3 separate regions of the Mus musculus genome follow, and regions 2 and 3 are each linked to region 1. A link is a loop called in an ENCODE intact Hi-C map of the cell type or tissue named here. Cell type or tissue: heart. All regions are shown on one strand.

Region 1 (8,000 bases):
CAGTAAAAGAAGGGTTTAGGGAGGGGCTAAGTGGATAGGCGTGGTGGGAGGTACCCAGGAAGGGCCTGGTCTCAGGGGTTTCTCTTCGGTGTGACTGAACACACTGAGGTTGTGAGCAGGGCAGGGACAGGTTAGGCAAAGGGAGGGGCAAGACGCCTGCATCACACAAAGCAAAGATTCTCCTTTACTCCCAGATGCTCAAATGGATTAATTTGAAAGTGATAGGAAGTCGTCAACAAATTTGCCAGAAAAAGCAGATTCCCAGATCCACTCAGCTCCGTTTCTAAAAATCATTTGGTTTAAGACTAATTTGGACCACATTTTCTTTCTTTCTTTCTTTCTTTTTTCTTTTTTTTTTTTCAGAATAAGTTACTGTTAGGTTTTTTTTTTTTTTTTTTTAAACTCACAATCACAATAGTGTTCAAGGAGGCCAAACCCTTGCCCAGTAACCAACACTATAAGCCTCATTAAACATTTATAGTTAGATCTCTTTCGTGGCCATTCTGAAACCGTGGAGCTGTTAGAAATAAAGGTCCACACTTGTACTATCAATTATACAGAACCAATTTTACATTTCTTCAGCTTGAATTTCTTGACTAGATTAAACCATTTGCAGCCCCGCACTGCTGCAGCACCTCGCTGAAGCCCTCTCAGAGCTTGCCATCGCTCTGGTTCTGGGCACAGCCCAGAAACTGTTTGATTTCTAAAGAGCAAGGTCCAAAAAATGGCTGGTCCTGCAGCTGGGTTCCCTGAGGCTATCGATGCCTGGCTTTGCAGACTCAGCATTACCACTTCCGCTGAAGCCCCCAGTGATGGCGTGACCCCACTGCAGAGCCCACAGCCACACCAGCTGCAGAGGAAGCCACCTGGGCCGACAGGCCTGGCTGCTGGGGCACCTCGGCAGGTGAGCCAACTGCAGGTGCTCTTCCGGGAGCAGCCCTCATCTGAGGGCCCCAGCCAGAGGGGTCACCTGGGAAGTGCGGCTACAGCCTCCACACAGCATCCTAACTTCCTGTAGTCTCAGTTTTCAGAGAAGACAAACTGCCAGCCCACTTTTTCTAAGAGTGGACAGCATCTGGGGACATAACAGCACAGAGCACATTAGAGCATCTTTAGAACTGTCTATCCAAGGAATATCCAAGGTCGCGCCTGAGTTCCAGGCGAGACCCAAGAAGTCATTTGTTCACCTCAGAAAGAAAGGAGAAAAGCAGCTAACAGTTCTCTCAATTACGACTTCTCAAAGGCATAACTCCAGGACTGCTAGGACAGGTGGCTCAGAACATAAAAGTATTTTCTGTGTATAACTCACAGCCTGAATTTGATCCCCAGATCATATGGTAGAAGGAGAGAACTGTTTCCAAAAGTTGTCCACTGACCTTCACAAACATACCATAGCATGTGTATGCATACACATATCTGTATTTACACATGTGCATGGTTGAACACACACACACACACACACAATTAAAAATGTTAAAAGCATAACTCCGGATTACATTAGGACGTAATATGGTGTTGAGTCAAATGACTCTGGGGAAAGAGCACTGAACACTGGTGGTAACAGCCAGCTTACATCAAGGTAAGCTGTGTAAGCAGGTGGCTCTCTGTGTGTGGTCTGATACCCAGGGGTCTCCTGTCATGTCTCCTTGTGGGGTGGCCCAGCCTGATCCAACAGCTGAGGGTTTTTATTTTTTTTTAATATTTATGTTAGTTTGAATTGTGTATGTGTATGTATATTCATATAGGAGTATGTGCATATGTGTCCAGAAAAAGAGTCAGATCGTCATACCTCCTGGAGCTGGAGTTACAGGCCACCGTGAGTCACCTGAAATGGGTCCTAGGAACAGAACCTAAGTCTTTTGGAAGATCAACACATGCTCTTAACCACTGAGCCACGGTGACAACCACCAAGAATCGAGTGGTTTTGGGTTTTGGGGTTTTATGTTTGTTTTTGTGATTCTGTAGTAGAAATCAGGGCATCTGTCCCCTGCTTTCAGAACTTCTGACATTTATTAACTCATGACCCCTTGCTGGGTCTATTTCTTCATCTAAGCAACACAGACGCTGGAGGAACCCCAGGATCATCTAGACTTTAAAAACAATCAAAACGAGTATCAGAGACCGGCGCTGCGGCTCCCGAGTGTGCTAGCACTGTTGAGCTTCCAGCACCAAAATATAAACAAGCCCCAAAGATTAGCTGAGCATAATGACGTACACCAGCAGTCCTGACTATTCAGGGGGCTGAGGCAGGAGGATCACTTGGCCCCAGGAATTGAAGTCTCATTTGGGCAAAATAGAGAGAATCTATCGCAAAGAAGAAAAAAACAAAAACAAACAAACAAAACCAAAAAAAAAAAAAAAAAAAAAAAACCCAAAAAGCAAAAAACAAAGTTCAGTATAAACCAAGTTATGGTGTCTGGGCTTCATCTTCTGAGATTCTAACTAAAAATACTAAAGTTACATTGGGAGGTGGCAAGGATGTCACCCTCTAAAATAAACAACAAAGTATTTATTCCTCATGGTTCTAACCCACAGCCAGGGTAGAGAACAAAGTTCAGTTTGCATAGGCGCCGCCCAGATTTGTGCCCAATGGTGACGTTTGCATCCCAAGCCAGGGCTGTTGTGAATGTTGGCTTCATGGGACCTACCCAGTATAACACAGTATACGGATCTTTGATTGAATCAAGACACAAACTGTATAGAAAAGCATGTCTTATACCCCAACCCACCTTGTCCTTGTAGTGTGCCTCCTGTTGGCATACAGGATTTTCTGTTACAGGAGTCTTTTGACACTGCAGGTTGGTGACCTCCTGTCACCTGCGAGCCATGGAACTCTGGGCAGACTGCTGAGCTCTGTGCCTCCTTACCAATAGTTCAATACTTCACAGCACACCAAGACAGTGGTGTAAGGTAGGTTTCCAAAGAGTGATTGTTGTATTATTATAGTTATTATTCAGCCCTTTAAAATGATGTTTTGGTCAGCAATGGGCCACGTACATAGACGGTCTCATAAGATAGCAGTAACAGATCTGAAAACTTCTTACCTTCTAGCAACATGGTAACTGTTCAAAAATCAGAGGATCTTATTCACTGTTTTCTGGGGAATCTACTGTAAAGCAACTCTGTCGTCATAAAAGTATAGCGCATGCAATTATGGATGGCATGCTATACCTACAATGGATGACCCATACACTGTTATGCCTGTTTATCGTTATTCAGAGTGCATTCCTTCGTGTATGGGAAACCTTTACCGAGATGCAGACTGCCTGTCTAGTATGTGAGAGGCCCTGGATGGTGTCCCTGAGACCCTAAAAAAAGGTAAAACAAAATGTTTACTGTGCAGCCCCTTGCTTTAGACTTTGGTATCCAAGTACATCTCATGTTGCCTGTTGATTGCACGAGACCACATAGAGTGGCTGACCTGTACTCCTGAGTTGGCGTCAGGGCAATGGAAACCCTGACAGAACCTCCTACCATTATAAGAATGTGTTCCCCGTGTGATACGACACGGCTGTACTTCTAAGGAAGCGGGTATGGGTGGGGATACGATTGGACAAATGCTGGCTACTCACTGGGCCATGGCTTTGTTTTACCTGCTCTGGTTGGCTTGTCTCCTGACAACGTGCAAACTGCTGATTCTTTTTTGAGGTTGCATTCTTGGGCATAAGGGAAAAGCACTTTTCTAAAATTTCCGGTGCTAATAGAAGATGTTGGAGAGCTGGACGGTGCTGTGAAAGAGTAGACAACCTAGCACTATGCAATCCCACCGTGAATTATTTCCGAGGTTTCAGTTTGCTTCCGAGCACACATCTGGCCGTGACCCTGCAGATGTTAGGATCTTGGTCTCGGCACTCCCCCTTGTGGCCAATTGGTAGAACGACTTTCCGCGGTGGCCGTGACGCCTCCTCCTGGCAGCACAGCCGCAGTGCCAGGTCCTATCTGCCCACGCGTCCAGGAACGGAGTTGGTAATTGGTTTTCCGCCTGGTGTCAGTGAGGCTGGTCTGGCACAAAGGTAGCTTGTTGTGTCCTCTCACGACGCCGAAAGGTGCCGCTAGACACCGCTATGCTGTCGACCCTGTCAACAGTCATTACTGCCTACATCTACTACTGGAGTCTGGGTGCATGGAAGTCTACTTCAGGGTTCCAGGACCGCCAGGGTGTGTTGGAAGAAGCGGGCTTTTGTCTGTTTAGAATTATATTGGTCGTTCATCATTTTGTAAAACAATCTCCTCTTGGCAATATATATAGCCTGTATTTTAGAATCTTAATTTGAGTATAAATAGCCGTTTCTTTTACATCTCTCTTTACATATTGGAAACAGGCACACCTGTCTTCAAGCCCTTTATAGCCCACGTGCTAGTGCCGTAACTCTCAGCCTTCCTAATGCTGCGGCCCTTTAATACAGCCCTCTCATGTTGTGGTGACCCCCAACCATAAAATTATTTCATTGCTACTTCATAATTGTAATTTTGCTACTGTTATGCATCATAATGTAATTATCTGATTTGAAGGATGGTTTTAAGGTGACCCTTGTGAAAGCATCATTCGACGCCCCCCTCCCAGCCCCAACAAAGGGGTCCTGACCGAAGGTTGAGAAACACTAAGCTAGAGGCTTGGCTCTCAGACCTGCAATATCAGGAGATGTCAGAACCATTATTGGGCCAGCCTTCATGGTAGACACTGCCTGGGTGGGGCATCCCTGGAGGGAAATGCTTCTTCAGGGCTGTGAGACAGCTGGGGCAACATTTGCTTTGAAACAAGAGCTTCACTCACCTGGAGGCCCGGTGTGCCGCGCTCTCTAGAGCCTTTGCTTTGCTTTTTGTGGTGGCTGCTGAAGGTTCTGACTAGCTTGCTGGCTTCAGAGTGACAGAATGAGCCAGGGGCTTCTGTCCAATGACTCTGTGAGTAAGAGAACTTGACTAGTACAGATGTTTCTGTCTTGCCCAAGGGGCTAGAGTTCCACCTGGCGTGTGCACTTGGCTGAGAGTGACATTCGGCAGGAAGCAGCATCTAAGTTTGATCCTGTGTAAAAAGCCTGATGGTGATGAGCAACGGGTAATCCCAGGACTCCTACAGCAAAGTGGGAGGCAGATAGAGATCTAGTCAGAACCTGCACAGTGGCAGAAACAAGGTCGACTCCAGAAGCTTGTCCCCTGACAGCTACTCTCATGCCATGGCATATGTACATCCGCACACAAAAGAACATTTCAAATACCAGTAAAAGACAGACAGGAAGGAAGGGAGAGAGGGAGGGAGGGAGAGAGGGAGGGAGGGAGGGAAGGAGGAAGGGAGGGAAGGAGGGAGGGAGGGAGGGAGGGGAGGAAGGAAGGAAGGAGGGAGGGGAGGAAGGAAGGAAGGAGGGAGGGAGGGGAGGAAGGAAGGGAGGGAGGAAGGGAGGGAGGGAGGGATGGGAGGGAGGGAGGGATGGGAGGAAGGAAGGAAGGAAGGAGGGAGGGGAGGGGAGGAAGGAAGGAAGGAAGGAAGGAAGGAAGGAAGGAAGGAAGGAAGGCAGGAAGGAAGGAAGGAAGGAAAGCCCTTTTAGAGCTTTTCCTAAATGGAAAACACCTCCACCAGGAGAGTTCAGCATGCCCTAGGATTCTAAGCCATGCCCTGTACCTGGTTGAACTGAGCAACAGGACCAATGTCTGCTTCCTTCCCCACCCCTCCCCAATGGAGGCAGTCTCTCTGGGACTCTCCATCCTGTGCCTTCTTTGGAGCCATCAAGCATACTGCTGAGACACTCCTGGGCCACTCTCTGAGAGCAGTGGGAACAGCTCTGTCCCCTGGCAACTCTCATAACCGGAGCTCAGCTCCGCCTTAGAGAATCTTGACTCTTAGAGGGCTTTTGGGGTACTCTTGGGTTCCTGCCTAGAGGTGACTTAAAGCCTCTGCTTATGAGTGGAGTCCTTCCTGCTCCTGCAGAACTTGAGAATTTCCCCTGGGACTCACTAAGGGGCCTGCGACATCCATCCAGGCTCTCAGCTCTGCCTTCTTGTCTGGGAGGCTCCAAAGGCTTCTGGGTGGATGCAGATGTCAGCATACCACTGACATCCTTTGTGTCAGAACTCACGGTGGTTCTGGCCCCAGCCTTGCTTACTAATAGCTACCCTGAGCTGTCATCCTCAAGAGTACCAAGAGGGTCACTGGACGCAATCAACCTCCAGATCATGCTAACGACTGCCCAACCTCCAGCCTCTCTCCAGGCAGGAACTACCTCTCCCATGGCCATCCACTTGACTTGCTGCAGCCTTCCAAACACACCAGTGACTGAGCTAGCTTTGCACTGCAACCATGAACTCAACCCCCAGCTCTCTTATCACCTGTTGCTCGAAGACCTTGGGACCTTCACGACTGTGACATCGGCATGGAATCCAAGCTCTGGTGGAATGTGCCACCTCTTGCCTGGACTTCTGGTCTCTCTCCAGCAGGAGCACACAGCTACTCTGTATAGTTCCAATTGTGCATCAGGGGGTCTCCATTTACTTTCTGTCCCAGGGAGGTCTTTGCAGCAGCCTCTCCCTCTCCCCTGTGTAAAACTTCCCACAATAAATCTCCCATATGCTACTGCACAGTGAACCCTTGGGAGTCAGCTTGACTGGCTGGTCATTCTTCATTCCTCCTCTCCCAGGACTCTGATACAGGTGACAGTGAGCATGCTTGCTGGCATATATTCTTGAACCTATTGTTGGAGCGCACCATTATTTGGGCATCACCAGGTATGTACATCAGCTATGGCATGCAGACGCTTGCTCCCTGCACTTTGAGGTTCAAATGGTTGTACAGGAAGGAGCCAATCTCCTCAGCCCAAAGACCCTCCACCCACCTACCCACAAGAAGCAGTGCACTTTTTTTTTTTTTTTTTTTTTTTTGCTATGGCTTAAATCTGTCCCTGACACATCTGTGTCTTGATGCTTGGTCTCCAGCTTGCAGTGCTATTTTGAATGTTGAGGAGCCTTTAGGAAAAGTGAGGCTTAGCCAGGCGGTGGTGCACACCTATAATCCCAGCACTTAGGAAGCAGAGGTAGGCAGATCTCTGAGTTCAAGGCCAGCCTGGTCTGCAGAGGGGGTTCTAGGACAGTCAGGGCTACATATAGAAATTCTGTCTCAACAAACAAACACACAAACATAAAAGCAAAAGAGGAGGATGGGGAAAAGGAGGAGGAGGAAGAGGAGGGAAAAGAGGAGGCAGGCTGGCCTTTAGAGGGTGGGGTGGAAGCAGGTCTTCAGGATTGAACCTTTGAAAGTTATACCTGCTTTTGGTTGGTTTTTTTTGGTTGTTTTTTTTTGGTGGCTTTTGGCTGTGGTTTTGGTTTTTCCTGTCCCCCAGCCTGCCACCGTGTGAACAAGCAGCTGCCACAGATCAAACCCCTGTTCTGCCTTCTCTGCCATGATGAATGTGACCCTGACTGTTGGAAATCCTTGGCCGTGATTATTCTGTCTTCCCTCAGTTGTTCTAGTCAGCCACGAGTATCTCAGTGGGGAGGGAAGAAACAGAAGCCAGGATGCCACATGCCTCCTCCCACCTACAACAGGAAACGGGGTCTTTTCCAGGGATTAGCACTTCTGAGTTAGACTCAGAAGCTAAAAGGAGGGACTGGTATTGGTCGTTGGAATAATTTAATTTTTTTGCTCTGAAATCACCATGTCCTGGTGTGTGACATTGTTTTGACATCTGTGAAACCAAGAAACTCATGAGGTCTCCAGGCGTCTTAAAAATTGGGTCTACAAAATCAGCGTGTCCTAGTAAGTGGCAAACAAAAGGCCCAAGGGCATGCACATGCCATTGGATACCCCATTTTCACCCATAGATGTGGCTGGTTTTTTCAACCAGAAACGTAAGAACTCCAGCAAAGAAAATCCCAGTATCCCACCCTTCCACTCACTGAAGGGGAGCTTTCTAACTCAGAGATGAAGAATGTTCCTCTGTCGTCAAAATGCTCTAAGCACCTAAGCTGCAATCTTTTTTTTTTTTTTAAAGATTTATTATATGTAAGTACAC
Region 2 (8,000 bases), 270 kb before region 1:
GGAGGCTAAGCCAAGATTTGAACCTAGTGCCATTAGCTCTGAAGCCTGCAGGAGATGGTACCTAACAGCACTGGCAGGGCCAGGGTTGTTCTGCCTGAGCTCTGGCATAGATGAGAACACTGACTTCTGCCCCAGTCTTCCTACTCATGTGTATCACACCGTGTCTTGTCCAGCTCAGGATGAGACACTGGGATCTTCACGAATCTCAGTGACGGCGGCAGGCATGAGACCAACAAGGCCACACTTGCCATGGACACTCCCCTGGGAAAACCATAGTGCTTAGTCACCTCCCTACGGCTGTGATGAAACACCATGACCAAAAGCAACTTGGGGAGGAAAGAATTACATATCCCGAATCACAATTCAATGGGTGAAGTCAAGACAGGAACTCAAACAGGGCAGGAACTTGGAGGCAGGAGCTGATGCAGAGACATGGAGGAGGGCTGCTTACTGGCTTGCTCCCCATGGCATTCTCAGCCTGCTTTCTTATAGAACTACTAGTCCAAGGGTGGTACCACCAATAGGCTGGGCCCTCCCCCATCAATCACTAATAAGAAAATGCCCTACAGACTTGCCTACAGCCTGATCTTATAGAGACATCTCAAGTGAGGTCCCCTCCTCTCAGATGACTCTAGATTCTGTTAAGTTGATATTAAAACTAGCCAGGGTGTGTAGAAACTCTTATCTGCCTGCCTTCAGTGCAGCACTAAAGAAAACTGCATAGGGGAGCAGATGGCCAATTTTCAAAAGTGGCTATGGCTGATGGCCATAGAGAAAGGACATTCACATGGTCTCTGTGGAGACAGACTCTCAGCATTTTCAGGGGAAGGCACACTCCATAGACCGTGAATCCACACATTATTCGTGGCACCCATTCAATACAAGGTACAAGGGCGGTGACACACTATAGCGCCATTTGAGAGCCCTGGGCCTGACATAAGATCAGAAATGATGGGAAGGCCAAAAGTCCCAGCCAAGGTTGAATGTGAAGGAGTCTAGATGCTGTGGAGCACAATGGAGACCTCAGATGTAAAGGTGCACAGCTGGAAGAGATAATTGTACACAGCTGTAAAGGTGCACAGCTGGAAGAGATAATTGTACACAGCTGTAAAGGTGCACATCTGGAAGAGATAATTGTGCACAGCTGTAAAGGTGCACAGCTGGAAGAGATAATTGTACACAGCTGTAAAGGTGCACAGCTAGAAGAGGTGGTAAAGATTGTTTACTATGAGCCAGTGTGGTGGTCTCTGTTTGTTTGATTTTTAATGAAAGCCACTCCCACCCCCACCTCTGTAGACTCATAGGGAGTGGCTATAGGCTCATTAGAAGGTGTGGCCTTGCTGGAGGAAGTGTGGGGTGAGTTTTGATGCTTCAGATGCTCAAGCCAGGCCCAGTGTCTCTCTTTTTCCTGCTTCCTGCAGACCCAGATGTAGAACTCTTGACTCCTTCTCTAGCAGCACGTCTGCCTGCATGCCACCATGCTTCCCGCCATGATGACAATAGACTGAAGCTCTAATTGTTTTCCTTCATAAAAAAGTTGTTGTGGTCATGGTATCTCTTCACAGCAATAAAATCCTAAGACAGCCAGTTTCCCAAACTAGAAAGACTCCCCCCCCTCAGGAGAGCTTAGGGGGCAAGTCACCAGCCAAGAGGACCAATGTCCTTGATAACTGCTGTGTCAGTGGCAGCCTAGACATGCTCACACACACACACACACACACACACACACACCACTATGTACCCACACATCCGCTCTAGAACATTTCTGTTCCTGTGACTCAAACCCCAGAAGCTGTAAGTTGACCTTGACCAGGAGCGCTTGATCGGCAACACTGCTTGCAAATTTCGTGATCGAGTCCCTGGTGTGCCGCTTCCCTCCCTTTGCTCTAAGCTATTTGTGTATCAGTATGACTAGAGTCTAGAGACAGAGAATTCTGCACATGATCTGCACACACAGTAACCCCTCCAGGCTGCCCTTTCCTTCCAACCTTAGCATGTTTCTGTGTCAGCCTCACAGAGGAAGTCCATCCACTGTGGGCTGAGGTTGCGTTCTCTGATCCAGCACAATGGGCCTGTCCAGACCTGTTGGAGAAGCCCGCCAGTCAGACCACCCAGAGCAGTCAGGCCTCGCCCTTCCATAGAGCACGTCATGTCCTCTGGACTGCTCCAGGCTGCAGATCCTATTTCCCTCTGTCACAGCCCAGGAAGGACAGGGAATGGGAGGCAGTCGGAGAGGAGGGACTGTAATGCCAGCTGCTCCAGGGTAAGTGCTGTATAACTGGTTATCCTTTGTCTCCTTTCTATTGCTGTAATGAGGCTCCATGACCATGGCAGCAGGCAGGTTCGCATGTGCTGGAGCAGCAGCAGCTGAGAGTTCACATCTTGAAGCACAAGTCCGAGGCAGAGGGAGACACAAGCCCAATCCCAGTGCCACGCGTCCTCCAACAAGGCCACACCCCCTCCAATGAGGCCACGCCCTCCAAATGAGGTCACACCTCCTCTAATGAGACCACACCCCCTCCAATGAGACCACACCTCCTAATCCTTTCCAAACAGCCCACCAACTGGAAATCAAGCATTCAAATATATGAAACCAATAGAGACCATTCTCATTTAAACCACCATAGTCAAGAATACTGTATGAGTTTTAAAAAGACATAGATCTGATGTGGCTCAACAGGAGAGTGCTTTTGTAGGCTGGTTAGGACCTCGGGTTCAGTTCCCAGCAATGAACATAATAACGGAAACAGAAAGAATGGAAGTGTGGGAAAATATGGTGTAGGTTTTTAAGGTTTGCAAGAGGCAAAAAGAGAAATCCATTTAATCCGATCTAAGGGAGATGAACCTATTTTGTCTCTCTATGGCCAGTCTGAAAATGTGACCCATGTCACGTCCAGTGCCATCTTACCTCCCTGGTCTTGGGAGCAGTCACTTCTCCCTACATAGAAGAGGAAGTCCTTGGTCCTGATGCTCCCGTTCTCACAGTCTGTCTTAAGCTTAGAATGTGACCTTATTTTCTCAATGCTTAGCCATCCTCCACTTCCTCAGGACTAAGAGAAATATCGCCACATGCTGTGTAGACACTAAAAAAAAAAAAACTAGTGCCTGCTTCTTGACTTCAGAAGCCCGGGAAAGCAAGCTGTAGGGAGCATGTGAGTGGAAACTTTGTGCCGTGGTTCACAGAGGTGACACAGTCAGGATCTTGAGAACAACTCAGCAATCAGTGGCGCCAGGTGTGGTGGCAACACCTGGAGTCCAGTCCTTGGGAGCCGGAGGCTGGCTTGAATGACAGACATATCAAGATTCTGTCCCGAAGGATAAAGGCTGTGAGAGATGTTTATTGAGTGCAAAAGAGAAAAAGTATTTGCACAATTTGATCTTATTGCATTGTAAGTAGTAAATACATGTCACCATTATACATATAGCATGACAATAATAACTGTTCTCAGAAGGCTATTCAATAACTATTCAGAAACTCTCCCAAGGATAGGAGTGTTTCCTGCATGCGGGTGTACCACATGCACGCAGTGCCTGAGGAGGCCAGAAGAGGGCGTTGCTGTATCCCCTGGAACTGGAGTTACTTTCCAGATGGTTGTGAGCCACCATGTGATGCTGGGACTCAAATCTGAGTGAGATCTCTAGAAGAGAAGCCAGTGCTCTTAACTGCTGAGCCATCTCTCCAGTCCCAGGTGTGTGTATATTTTTGGGATAGAATCTTAAGTAGCCCAGGCTAGCTTCAAATCAATATGTAGACCTTGAAAACCAGATCTTCCTGCTCTCCACCTCCCTAGCGCCAGCTGGGACACTGTTTTTTGAAAATTTTACAAACAAACAAAATAACAAACAAACCATGTTTGTTTGTGTTTGTTTTGTTCTTAAAACAGAAAAAGACCTAAAACATTTTATTTATTGTTAGTCTTTTGGGAGGAGAGAGCTCCGTTGCAAAGATTTGAATTTAGTGAGCCTCTTAGGATGTTGTTATCAGTGGCTTAAAATGCTAACCTGAAGCCAGGTGTGGGGGTGCATCCTTGTAATCCCAGCATCGCAGGCTGGGCTTAGTCTCCTCTAGACAGAGACTCTTTATCTTAAATTAATCTTAAAGAGACTCTTAAATTAATCTTAAAAGAGACTCTTTATCTTAAATTAATAACAGCAAACCCTAATGACTCCTTCCAGCAGAGGGCGCTCTCCCACACTCTCAAGCTGTTCTTTGTCGGCAGCTTGGAAGGACTTTATAAAGTTTCACTTCAACCCAGCTGGGAGACGCATACTTATTGGTTTGCTTGGCTTTAAATAAACTTTTTGTTTAGGAATAATTTTGGATGTACAGAATTTTTTCAAAATTAGTCCTGATTTTCCGTTTGCCCTTTGCCCAGCTGCTCTATTTGCGTCTTACATAACGTGCTACATTTAGCAAAGCTAAGAAATGAACTCAGTACGTTTCTACCAGCTGGACTCCCGGCTCTGTTTGGATCTCAGCAGTTTTCCAGCAGCTGGATCCAGTCCAGGATAGCACACTGCAATCGGAAACATTCCTTAAAGAAACAAGTGCATCCTAACTGTAACCTAACGTTTTGCCACTTAACATTTCGCATGAACGTCTGTATTTTCTAACGAAAAGCAAAGTGCTTTGGAATTTAATTTCTCTTCTTATTTCCACCACAATTTAAAGTTATGAAACATTCCTGGCCCCTACTTCACATCAGTTTAAATAATTTGTACCTCTTCTTACGAATATTTTCCACATGTTTCCTCAGAAGAATGCCATAAAAAGATGGGTATGGCTGAGTGCTTTCATCCTGGGAGCCCCTGCCCTGTGGCAGCTATCTGTGCTATCGCTGCTTCTGAGTAAGGCTTCCACTCCTCTTAGGTGAGCGCTAGCATGGAGGAGGCAGAGAAGGATAGGAAGGGACAAATATGAACGACAATTATATACATATAATATTCATATATATAACATATATATATGTGTAAAGATTTATATTATATTTATAGTGTATCTTTCACATAGTATAGTTTATATACTATAAATTATATAATATAATCATCTATAATCACATATATTTATATATTTTACACATAATTATATATAATATGATATATATACATATATATTTCAGCTTAAAAAAGAAGGGGTGGTACATGCCTATGACCTCAGCACTGGGAAGGCTAATGCAGAAGGATGACACGTTTCATGCCAACTTCTGCTATGTACCGAGAGCCTGTTACACAAAATTGATTGATTAATTGGTTGAAAAACAGTGACAGCCCAAGGTGTAGCTCTAGTAAGCTGGTAACATTTGGGCCAGGTGTGATGTCTCACATGGAAAAGCACAGCTCTTGGTACTGCCTCGCTTTCAAGGGCAGCCTGAGCTACAATTCAGACTTAACATGTGTAAGGCCCTGGGTTTCATGGTAAGTTCCCCCTCCCTGCAAAATAAAGTGGAGATTAAGGCTTCTTCAGGGGTTAGCTGGGGCTACGTGGAGATAGCGTTAGGTTTAGTCCTGATTTACGATTGGGGCTTATCTACGGAAACATTCTAAAGTCTTTTCAATCAAGTGATTTACTTTAAAATACCAAATCAGAAGGTTGGGGAGCAGGCTGCCCCGCTAGCGGTCATTATTCTTTGCTTTTGTGTATGACTGGAAACCTTATAATCGAAGCATTTTTAAAAATGAACACTTAAAGAGCTGAACAATCCAGGCATGTCATCACACGCTGGTGACCCCAGCATTTGGGAGGTGAAAGGAGGAGGATCGAGGCCAGCCTCAGCTATGTGGTGAGTTTGAGGCCAGCCTCAGCTACATGAGTCCCTGTCACAATTAATACATTAATTAACTGATTAATTAATGAAAAGAGTTGAACAGTAGAAGCTTTGCTTTCGTGTGCCAATAACCTTAAACCCATCGGCTGCTTGTCAGTCTCCCATCCACAAGTACCCTCTCAGCTTAGGTTCTAGCTCTTGTGTCAGAAATACAATGTCTCCCAGGCACCGAAGGAAGAGCCCGAGGGATGGCGCAGCCTGCGCTTGCCCCGCCAGAGGCCTGAGTCAGGCATACTTGAGGCTTGGAGTGGAACCAACCATGCAATAAACACTGAGTGAAACTGAATCCAAGCTGCCTGGCAAACCCCATATTTCAAGGTGGATATTTTATGCGCACCTCTTTCTTAGTTTTATGAGTTTGCATTGGATCACCTCAGCTGTGCAGTTAATGAATAGAAGAATTACTGTTATTATTACTATTATTAGAACTACTTGCACCCGTCATTTCTAATCATAGTAATTATTATGTCTCTGTAAATCATTTTCCCCAGAATCCACAAGCCTGCATAGTAATCATGGCGTTTGTTTTTTGTTTTGTTTTGTTTTGTTTGTTGTTGTTGATCATTTAACTAACTTACTAAATTAACTACTCTGCTAATAGCGACCACCTTCCTGCTTGCTGGAGTGTTGCGTCCTTTCTCCCAGCCACCAAAGCTCTGACTCTTGGCTCACTGAGCTATGAGCTGATGCGCTTTGCTCTGTGGCAGGGGTGCCATCTGTCCAACTTGTTCTCTGTCTCTTTTTATCCCACAGCAGAAGTATTGGGAAGCCCTAAACTCGGAGCAGGTACGGACAAGCGTTTGGTGTCTTTCGGGAGGGACTTCCACGGCTTGTTTTTCCAATTTCTATTTTTGTTAGACTTCCTTGGATGGAGCACACGGCAATTCTTTTGGTTTAAAAATCAAAAAGGGAACGCAGTCTGGAGAAGTGTAGGACAGCTGTTAGCCTACGGGGCAGCTTAGTCCCAGCACTGCCAAGAAAAATAAATAAGAGATAAGAAAGATCAGGAGGCGGGACTCCGGGTGCTCTCTTTCAAAGTCTTTTCTGAACCAGGGAGTATTCAGGGTAGACTGGCTCAACCAGGGAGGAGCTCAGAGAAGATGTGTGTAACCCAGTGAAGAGACACAGTCAGGGAGGGTCTGTGGAATAGCTACAGGTCACAAGTGGTCTGTGGGGTGTGGCTGCGGCAGTGGTTATGAGAAACAGCCACAGGCTCCCTGCTGTCTTTCTGTGTCCTCAGGCAGCTGGCCGTGTCCTCACTTGCAATACCAGATGGGCATATTTCCCGACAGTCACCTGTGCCTGTCTTCTATCACCCAGGAGTGTTTGTGACACAAGAATACATCACTCACCCACATTAATTTATGCCTTACTTCTAATTGTGTTTTTCTAATCGCTCAGAGCATCTCAGCATGTTATCCTACAGATTCCGAAGTCAGAGACTTCAGTTGCCTTTCTAAGATTTAGTCCACATCAAAGTGTCAGGCAGGCTGTTTCTGTTCGTGGGCAGGTGAACTAATAACTTAGTTTGAGGAGTTGGAACAGTGGCTTTCAAACATCAGAGCATCTCAGAAGTTCTGTAATAGCTTGTTAAGATGACACGCTGCGTGTCTCACTCCACCGTCAGTGTCTGCAGAGACCCTAACGTCAGCCGGACGACTGGTGGCTTGGTGCTTTCGGCGTTGTTGATCCAGGGAACATTCTGAGATCTCTGACCTTGGACTCAGGTCTGTGCTCTTCATAAAAGGTGTCCTGGCCATCCTCAGAGGGCAGAATAGGTCCCTGCTTCTGCCACCGAGCACATGGCTCTGAAGATGGAGAAACTTTGATGTATGGAAAGAGTCTGCAATCACAACTATGCAGAAAGTTTGCAGAACCCCAGACGGGTGCCCCAGAGGGCTGAGCTGCGTGAACCAAGTTATCTCAGTGCCAGGTTTGCAGGGTCACTGGGATACTGGGATACAGGGGTCTTTTTAGCTCTCTCTCTCTCTCTTTCTCTTTCTCTGTGTATATGTGTGTGTGTGTGTGTGTGTGTGTGTGTGTGCGCGCGTGCGAGCATGCGCACATGTGTATACGATTGTACAGAATTTAAAAAAAAAAAAAGATTGGACTGGCGAGATGGCTCAGTGGTTAAGAGCGCCGACTGCTCTTCTGAAGGTCCAGAGTTCAAATCCC
Region 3 (8,000 bases), 62 kb before region 1:
TCACCAACCTATATATAGTGTATCTTTTTGTATGGAGATAAAGAACAAACATGTTTCTAACTATGGTGGAGTAGGGGGATCTCAGGTGTTACTTGTGACTTAACGTATAATGAATATACATTGTTTTAAACAGATGTGAAAAGTACACACATACCCACAAATGTTGGAAGAATGCTGTGCAGTTATAATGCCATTTGTGATTAGCTTTAATTATATTGCTTGCCTTAGCTTCCAGGGGGTATAGAACAGTGAATTTAGAGGGGGAATGTGTGTGTCTATGTCTTATCCCATTACTTTTGGTTTTCTGCCTGTTGTATATCATCTCCACTCAAAAGATTCATCTGCACAGACAAGCATGATGTGTTTCTCTGACGCTTTAGCAGTGCTACTGTAAATGAAAGTGACAGCTTTCATATTTAGGAACAATGATCTTTTCCACAATTGGACTGAAGACTTGAAGCACAGGAAAGGAGTACAATGCAGTAACTGATTGTTGTGGTGCAAGCACACTCGGAAGGAAACTGCTAGCTTTGCTGTGGATTCTTTTTTAAAAAGAATAATAGCACAGCTGCACTCCCCCAAGTCCACCCCCACCCCTACTTCGATTTCCTTTCTTTTTTTTTTTTTTTTTAATGTAGGATCTCACTGTATAACACTGCTGACTTTGAACTCACTTTGTAAACTAGGCTAGCCTCAAACTTGTGAAGCTCTTCTTGCCTCTCCTGAGTATTAGTTATTACAGGCACATTCCATCGTGCATATCTAAAAGCCTTCATTGTGATGATAATAGAGGTTACTTGGAGAATAATCTTTAAATCTTCTAGTTTCCCCAAGATTGTAATTCAGCTTATCTGTGACTACCATTTTGCCTTTAAATCCTTGGGAGCAATGCAGTGCAGTGTTCTATCTACAAACTGAAGAAGAGGGGCAGAGTTACTGATGGCTGTCTTACTGAAATGAGAGAAGGTCCTTGGGGGATTTAGTTTTCAGAGCTTTCATTTTGAAGTACTTTTGGTCCTTTCTATTGCCTACTCTTTGCCTTAATTGATCGATGGATCAGCTGTATGAGGCAGAACTTTCACTTTGTAGCTTAAATTGGCCCAATGCTTGCTGTTTAGCTCAGTCTGGTGGTGAACTTCACAATGTCCTGCCTTGGACTCCCCAGTGCTAGGATTGCAGATGCTACACATGCCAGGCTCCTGTTGGCCAATTAAGAATTGTGTTTCAAGTATACGTTGTAACACATTTGCCTTCCTTAGCCGTAGGTACTTTGGATGTTCATAATTAGAATGCTCATCTGGTATGCTGTACCTTCATTTTGTACAATTGCTCCTATCCAGGTTAGAGTGTAGTATGGGCTGGGTCAAAATTTTACTTGGGAGAAGTAATAGCCAAAATAATTTATGAGCTGTTTTCAGAGGTGAAGTATGGAGCACCATTCCTGGCCAAAGCTGTGGTTTTCAAAGATGTGATCCTCCCCACCCACCCTCCCCAAATGTGACAGTGAGATCCTGATCTTCACCTTAAGGTGTTTGCTTCATGCTTTGTGTTTTGAAAGTGATATTCGCAGTAACAATGACATCTTTCACTGCCCTCTTATTAAAGTGACCGGTGGGTATGGGTAATCTAAGAGTAATTTGAGATAGAGTAGGAGGATTTCCAAATTAAATACTAAAAATATCTTCTCAGTATTTTCTGTTAGAGAGTATATCAGTACACAAGACACATGCACAAAACTAAAGGAGCTGGGGGAAAAAAATCCTCTTTAAAAGTAATCTGTTCCTAAATTGAAAGCTGGCTTTTTTGCATGAAGTTTTTCCTAGTTATTTGTTGTATTTAGAAGTTATTTCATATTGTTCTGTGCACAATGCATGCTTTAACCAAAAAAGCCCTTACTCTGGTGTTTTTCCTTTCCTAGGAGTCAGTGGATCGGTGGGGAAAATGCTGTTTGTCCTGGGCCCTGAGCTGTAGAAAGAAAACTCCAAAAGCAAAGTACATGTACTTAGCACAGGAGCTCCGCTTTGATCCTGAGTGGCCGCCTAAACCTCAGACAACGACGGAAGCCAAAGCTGTAGTAAAGGAGAATGGATCATGTCAGATTATCACCATAGCATAACAAAGGCTGCTCTCTGTGCTAGTAGCAGTGCTCAGCAGCATGCACTGTTGAGCTTTTCTGACGCTGTGTCAGAATGGCACTAGTTCAGTTTATATCCCTCTCATAATATGGCAGTTCATTAAAATACAAAGCAGTAAAATGTCATTTGCTGTACGATTATTAACTATAAATCTGGCTATTTCTTCATCCAGTAACCTAAATATGATATATACTTTATATTGGGTATGAGAGATCTGTGTTTGGGTTTTATAGATTTTAGCTTTTGACACGTTTGCCTCTTTAAATTTACTTTTCATAAATCCCCTTATTAGAAAGTTCTTTTACATATAGGCCCCAAAATTGTGATTATTAAAAATATAGTTAATTGTGATTAGCCTCCAGTGAAAATAGGTTGAAAGCCTGTTTTGATCCAGTGTTTTCTCCCAAAGAACTCTACGTTAAACATACACCAGTTTTCTTTTATGACCTGGAGTTAGGAGTGAGTTTGTGTGTTGTTGATAGAGCAACTCAGGTAATTTCCATTTCTGGTTTTATATTCTCTGTATCTCCTGCCTGGGTGTCACTTTCTAGACAGTAAGGCGCTCCACTGCTTGCTGTCTGAGATATCCTTCATAGTATTCCATGGCTCCCATACTGCAGTCTAGTTAAGCAAAGAACTCTCACTAGAAAGGTTTATTTCAGCCGGGTGTGGTGGTGGTGCACGCCTTTAATCCCAGCATTCGGGAGGGAGGCAGGGGCAGGCGGATTTCTAAATTCCAGGACAGCCTGGGCTATACAGAGAAACCCTGTCTTGAACCCCCCCCCCCCCCGCCACCCCCAAAAAAAGGTTTATTTCTGAGCAGCCAGGCATGATAAGTAAAGGCCCCTAGTCCTGCACAGGAGGCTGAGGCAGGAGAATTGTTTAGTCCTGGAATAGATAGTAAAAGCCTGTCTCAGAATACACAAGCAGAGAAGGATCGGGGTTATGTCTCTTGGCAGTAGATCCCATTCATACCTCTTCAAACCTATTTGTTTTTTTTCTTTTGGGACTTATATGATTTTAAATATTTCATATTCTCCCTCCCACTCCTACTCTCCCTCCTTCCCTCTCTCCATCCCTTCCTCCTACCTAAAGGAATGGAATGATGCTGTTTTTGTTTTGAGTTTGACCTTAACCTTGCTATGTCTCTCCTTTGAATAATGGGGCTTAAAAGAATAATGAACATGGAATTTGAATTACTTTTACAAAGCAATATGAACTTGTAGAGCTTGTCTTGTGCCATTAGGTGGCACCAGAGATCATCACATACCTATTTTGTAACAAGTGAGCTTGAGAAAATTAAGAAAATATATACATTTATTTAGCCAAAAGGAATGAAGAAAGCATTTACACATTTGTGTTTTATCTGATTCTGTTCAGTTCTCAAGGAACTTTCACAATGCTTTCCTAGGTAGGACCTGGCAGTTTGGCAGTGCCTTCAGTTTAGCATTGCTATAAAATGAACCCTGAATTAGCGAAACAGTGTAACATTATTCTGTGTTCTTTATTAGCTAACTACAAGTGTATGCTTTCCACTCTGGTTGATCATTAGTTCCCTAGTACATACTTAAAAGTTTACCAAATGTTAACCAGATTTTTGAAACCTCCCCCCCCCCCTATTTATTTATTTTTTATGTTGGAAATACCCGAATGATGTTTGGTAATTGTAGAAAAAGTAAATGTGTCTCAGGATCACTATTACTGCTGTTGCCACTAGTGATTCCTAGGAAATACATAATTGACTTTTTCCAACAAAATGTATATTATTACATGTTAGATAATAAGAACAATTGTCCCGTGAATGATTCTATGAAGCTATGCATCTTAGACCTCTTGAGCTGTGAATTAGCACTATTTTCTATGGTTACTTATTATCTATTGTTTTATACTTTCTATGTTCATTTCAAATAATGTTAATGTTATTCAATCATTTTCTGAATTGTTAACTCTTATTCTTTGGTTTAAATACTGAAACATGATTAATTGCTAACTACAGCTTAGAAACCCAATATCAGTTGTACTTAACATCTTTAAGAGCATGATCATAAAGGCTATTTTGACAGTTCATTTTAACATTTAGAGTTGATAAGGGTTTATATCTCATCTGTCCATATTGTTTGCAAAGGAACAAGGTTTTATGTAGGTGAGAGAAAGCATTTGTACGAAGTTAGATTTGAACATAGATAAGATAGGTTATTCCAGTTGAGAATATTGTTCGAAGAATGTCTGTGAATGCAGACATGGGTCCTGCTTAGTGCCATAGGTAGACTGAGTCTTCTGTAAGTCATCATTACATAGTAATTTTGGTTCTGAATTTTACATTAAATTATTTGAATATATACAGACCTAAATTTTAAAATCTGTACATATATTATTTTGATGTATTAAGATTGATAATATTGCTGATTTAAATTTTATTTATGCACATACTTAAAGGACAGAAATGTCTGGTAAAGTAATTGTTAAATAATGATATGTAGCTTTTTAACTTTTTAAATAAATAAGATTTTTTAATGTGGGTCTCCCTCAGGGTTGTTTAAAGTTGTTTGTTTTCCTCCCTTACATATAAATAAATAATGGTAACCGGTTTCTATCTTGTAGCACCAACTGCTGTAAGGGAATGCTGCAGACAGTGCTTGGGCGAGTGTGGCGCCAACAAGCCTGAGATTCAAACGCTTTCCATTTAAGCAAACCTCTTCTTGTTTTTATACTTCATTTTGTTTCCCATGTTGATGAAAGTACTGCACAGTTTCAAAGGCATGGTAAATAATGTGTTTCTTTCATATATATTTTTTTCCAAAAGCAGCAAAAATTCATATCCAGTGAAGATCAACTTCAAGCTTTAGAGAACATCTAATATCTCATGCATGCAGTTTTGTTGTATCAATTAAAAGGGTTTTGTATATTTATGGTGGGAGGCTACTGGGAACTTTTAACAAAATAGGGAATTAACTTTTGTACAGTCTGGGCATTTACATGTATTTTTAATGTATTACAATTTGGTAATTATGTGCACATGAAATTAATAAAAGTTACTTCCTGTTATAATTTGTGAATTCCCTGAGACCGTGGATTTTTTTTAAGTAACTTTATATATCAGAAATGACACATCTTTATATTTTTAAAATTGTATTGCTGCTCAAGAATGGTACCCTTTTGTCAAAAAGGTAGATATTCATAATTGTACATTCAGCATTGTAAATACCATATGAAATCCTTTTTGATTAAAGCTATTCAAAATAAAAAATTTTAATGAATTAAATATGTCAATATTTTTTCCTGGATCCTTACACACTTGTTTGATTATGTGGCTACAGCTAGCTCTCTCAGAAACAGTTTCACTGTAGATGGGGTTTCGTTGTTTTTGCCTGGGAGGCTGGTTGAGAGGAAGGCAGCTTGGCTATTTAGTTTGATGGACTGGTTGGGGGAAGAGCTGGCTGGCTGGTGCACACTGCAAGCAGAATGGCAGTTGGGGACTCTGGGGTTGCTGCTTGGTGAAAACCAGAGCCAGCCAGACTTTTTGAAGTAAGGTCCAGGGATCCCTCTGCCTACTGTGCTTAGCTCCCCTTGTGAAGTTCCAGGGATTGAATGAGTCTTCATGCTTACAAGGCAAGCATTTTGCTTATCTAGCTATCTCCCCAGGCTCTGGATCTTGTTCTTAAAGTGGGTGAAAAGTGGAAAATAGTGATAGAAGCATATTTAACGTAACTCTGCCTCTTAGGTACATACAAAGAGATCTGTACCCCTGGATCTGAATGCTAAGGGAAACAGCGTGAGAGCATTTAAAGGAATTGGTGGGTATTCCCCCTTGGAGGGATCTACTTGATAATCTGTGACTTGACAACCAATAGATAATAGCACTTATAAAGAATGTCTATGTTATAGTTACATATAGGAAAAATGAGCACAGCTGGACATTGTGATGCATTCTTTGTGATTCCCAAACTCTAGGACACTAAGGCCAGAAGATTGTAAATTTGAAGCTAGCATGAGCTACATATACATAGCCAAGTTGTTGAGAGAAAAATAGACATAAAAGGGGAACTCGAGTTTCTCAGAAGCTGAAGAACAGGTGGCCCTTCACTGTAAAGAAAGACATCAAGTTTGTCATTATACAGAAATGCAACGTTATAAAGCATATTGAGACCATAGGTTGGTAGATTGGTATGCCATTTTGCTCTTTGGGCTGAGCCTAAGCCTAAGGAATAGGCATCATGGAAACAATCTGAATGACCAGGATTGAAGTCCAGGTCAGAGACGTGAAGACCAGGAGTTCTTACACACAGTGTGGCACTGTGGCAATACAACCACGGTGGTAGGCAGTTTGACATTAAGTTAAACTGAACACGAACCCTTGAGCAATGCTATTACTGAACATGTTTGACAATGGCTAGACCAACCATTGGGGGCGGGCATTTGAGAATTCATTGGCCTTATTTAAGAAATAAAATGTTGAGCAAAAGAGATGGCTCATCAGGTAAAGATACCTCCCAAGACATGGTGTGAGTCCTTGGGAACCTACGTGGAGGAAGGTGAGAACCAATTGCCTAAAGTTTTCTGACACCCACAAGTGAGGCACTGCCACATGCACCCACATACTCCTGCACAGGAATGAGTTAGTGCAATGTAGCATGGAAAAAAACCAAAAGTGTGGCCCATGTAATGACAGCCTGCTATTTCTGGGAAAACTTAGGCCCTCTACTCTCTAGCTTTTACAAAAGGACTTTTAACTATGGACTCTGAAAGTTTGAAAGCTCTTGTCATTAAAACCTAGAATATGCCCTATGGAGATAGTCTTTTTCTTGACTTTTTATCTGGTAAGGTCTTTATCTTGAGGATGCAAGAATACTTCCCTCTTCCTCTCTGAAGTGCCAAGTCACAAGCAGAGCTGCAAGCCTTTCAGTCAGTCCAGGGTGCAGAACTGCTTCAGGTAAGGCCAAATATTCTTAAATTAGTGTATGCAGTTAGAGGCTCAGTCTGTATAGGGGCAGAAGGAGACCTGGTACAAGAAACAGTACAAATTTTTACTTGGGAAACAGAGTAAACTAGTATTACTGTGTGCTTCCTGGGTAACTCAATGCCCAGAGTAGTTTTATTAAGCAGCTTGGTGTATAAGCAAACAGTAGCTCATTATTTAAATGTGTGAGTCAGAAAAACATCTTCAAATGCTACTTATGTGACACTTAAATTAACCTCATGTACACTGGAGCGACCAGCCTACTGCACTCGTGTTACTGTAACAGTGCAAAGTTCAGAAAAGCATGGCATAAAGCAATGGGCATTATCACCTGCACCACTGGGCTCCGGGCCGGGAGTTACAAAACGGTGTAATGAGTTGTGGGGTGTTGGTACTTTGAAAATATGTAAGAAATTGAATCTAGTGGAAGTGGGCCTTGCTGCGGTTCTCTTGCTGACTGTTGGGGATAAAGCTCCCTGCTTAACTTGTTAAAGTCAGTGACACAGCCAGTCCCAGGAGGCGTTGCTTTCTATTCTCTGAAAAAGACCGTAGCAATTTTAATTCGTTCTGTAACGATTTTAAGGTATTCTGTAGCTTGAAAATGCCCAAATGTCAATGCTCTAAACAGAACCGGGGAGATGGCTGACTGGATAAAAATGGGAACCTGTAAGACTGATCTACTCTCCAATACCCACATATGCTGAATAGAAAAGTAATTTTTTTTTAATCAGCCTTTGTAAGATAGAGGAAGACTTGGTTGTATCTGAGCGTTCCAAGGCCGTGAGAGTGCTGGCCCAAAAACTGTGCTTGCAGCAGTGCGTGCAGGGCTCCAGGATATGCTCTGAGCCTTGTTTTTGCTCTTGCATTTCAGACATGCTAAGAAGCGCCCTGCTGTCCGCGGTGCTCGC

What was found. Peaks named below come from ENCODE experiments on the same cell type or tissue, not always from the same donor. Only the 100,000 strongest peaks of a DNase experiment are listed, where the experiment ranks them.
Region 2: it touches region 1 in a loop (5-fold over the local background); 30 of 42 quality-filtered maps call a loop at or near these places.
Region 3: a loop joins it to region 1, with 7 times the contacts of the local background. A loop is called at or near these places in 26 of 42 quality-filtered maps.

Annotation. Positions count from the first base shown.
Region 1 is chr16:30,248,144-30,256,143 of GRCm38, reverse strand. It overlaps Gm33330 (a long non-coding RNA gene), which reads left to right and starts at 2,920. Exons shown (of 2, transcript XR_876005.1): 1 at 2,920-3,318; 2 at 6,194-6,577. In heart, no CTCF peak of the experiment used is centred here; a DNase peak (open chromatin) is centred at 3,883; H3K4me3 peaks cover 572 bases; H3K27me3 peaks cover 2,407 bases.
Region 2 is chr16:30,516,911-30,524,910 of GRCm38, reverse strand. It overlaps Tmem44 (transmembrane protein 44), which reads left to right. Exons shown (of 11, transcript NM_001384248.1): 10 at 6,579-6,611. It overlaps Gm52252 (a long non-coding RNA gene), which reads right to left and starts at 4,782. Exons shown (of 3, transcript XR_003951936.1): 1 at 4,723-4,782. In heart, CTCF peaks have their summits at 3,504 (motif pointing right) and 4,180 (motif pointing right); DNase peaks (open chromatin) are centred at 4,220, 4,490 and 6,880; H3K4me3 peaks cover 387 bases.
Region 3 is chr16:30,309,820-30,317,819 of GRCm38, reverse strand. Gp5 (glycoprotein 5 (platelet)) reads left to right here and starts at 7,039. Exons shown (of 2, transcript NM_008148.4): 1 at 7,039-7,065; 2 at 7,964-8,000. The coding sequence starts at 7,966. It overlaps Atp13a3 (ATPase type 13A3), which reads left to right. Exons shown (of 34, transcript NM_001128096.1): 34 at 1,919-5,397. The coding sequence ends at 2,116. In heart, a CTCF peak has its summit at 3,376 (motif pointing right); no DNase peak of the experiment used is centred here; H3K4me3 peaks cover 166 bases; H3K27me3 peaks cover 2,583 bases.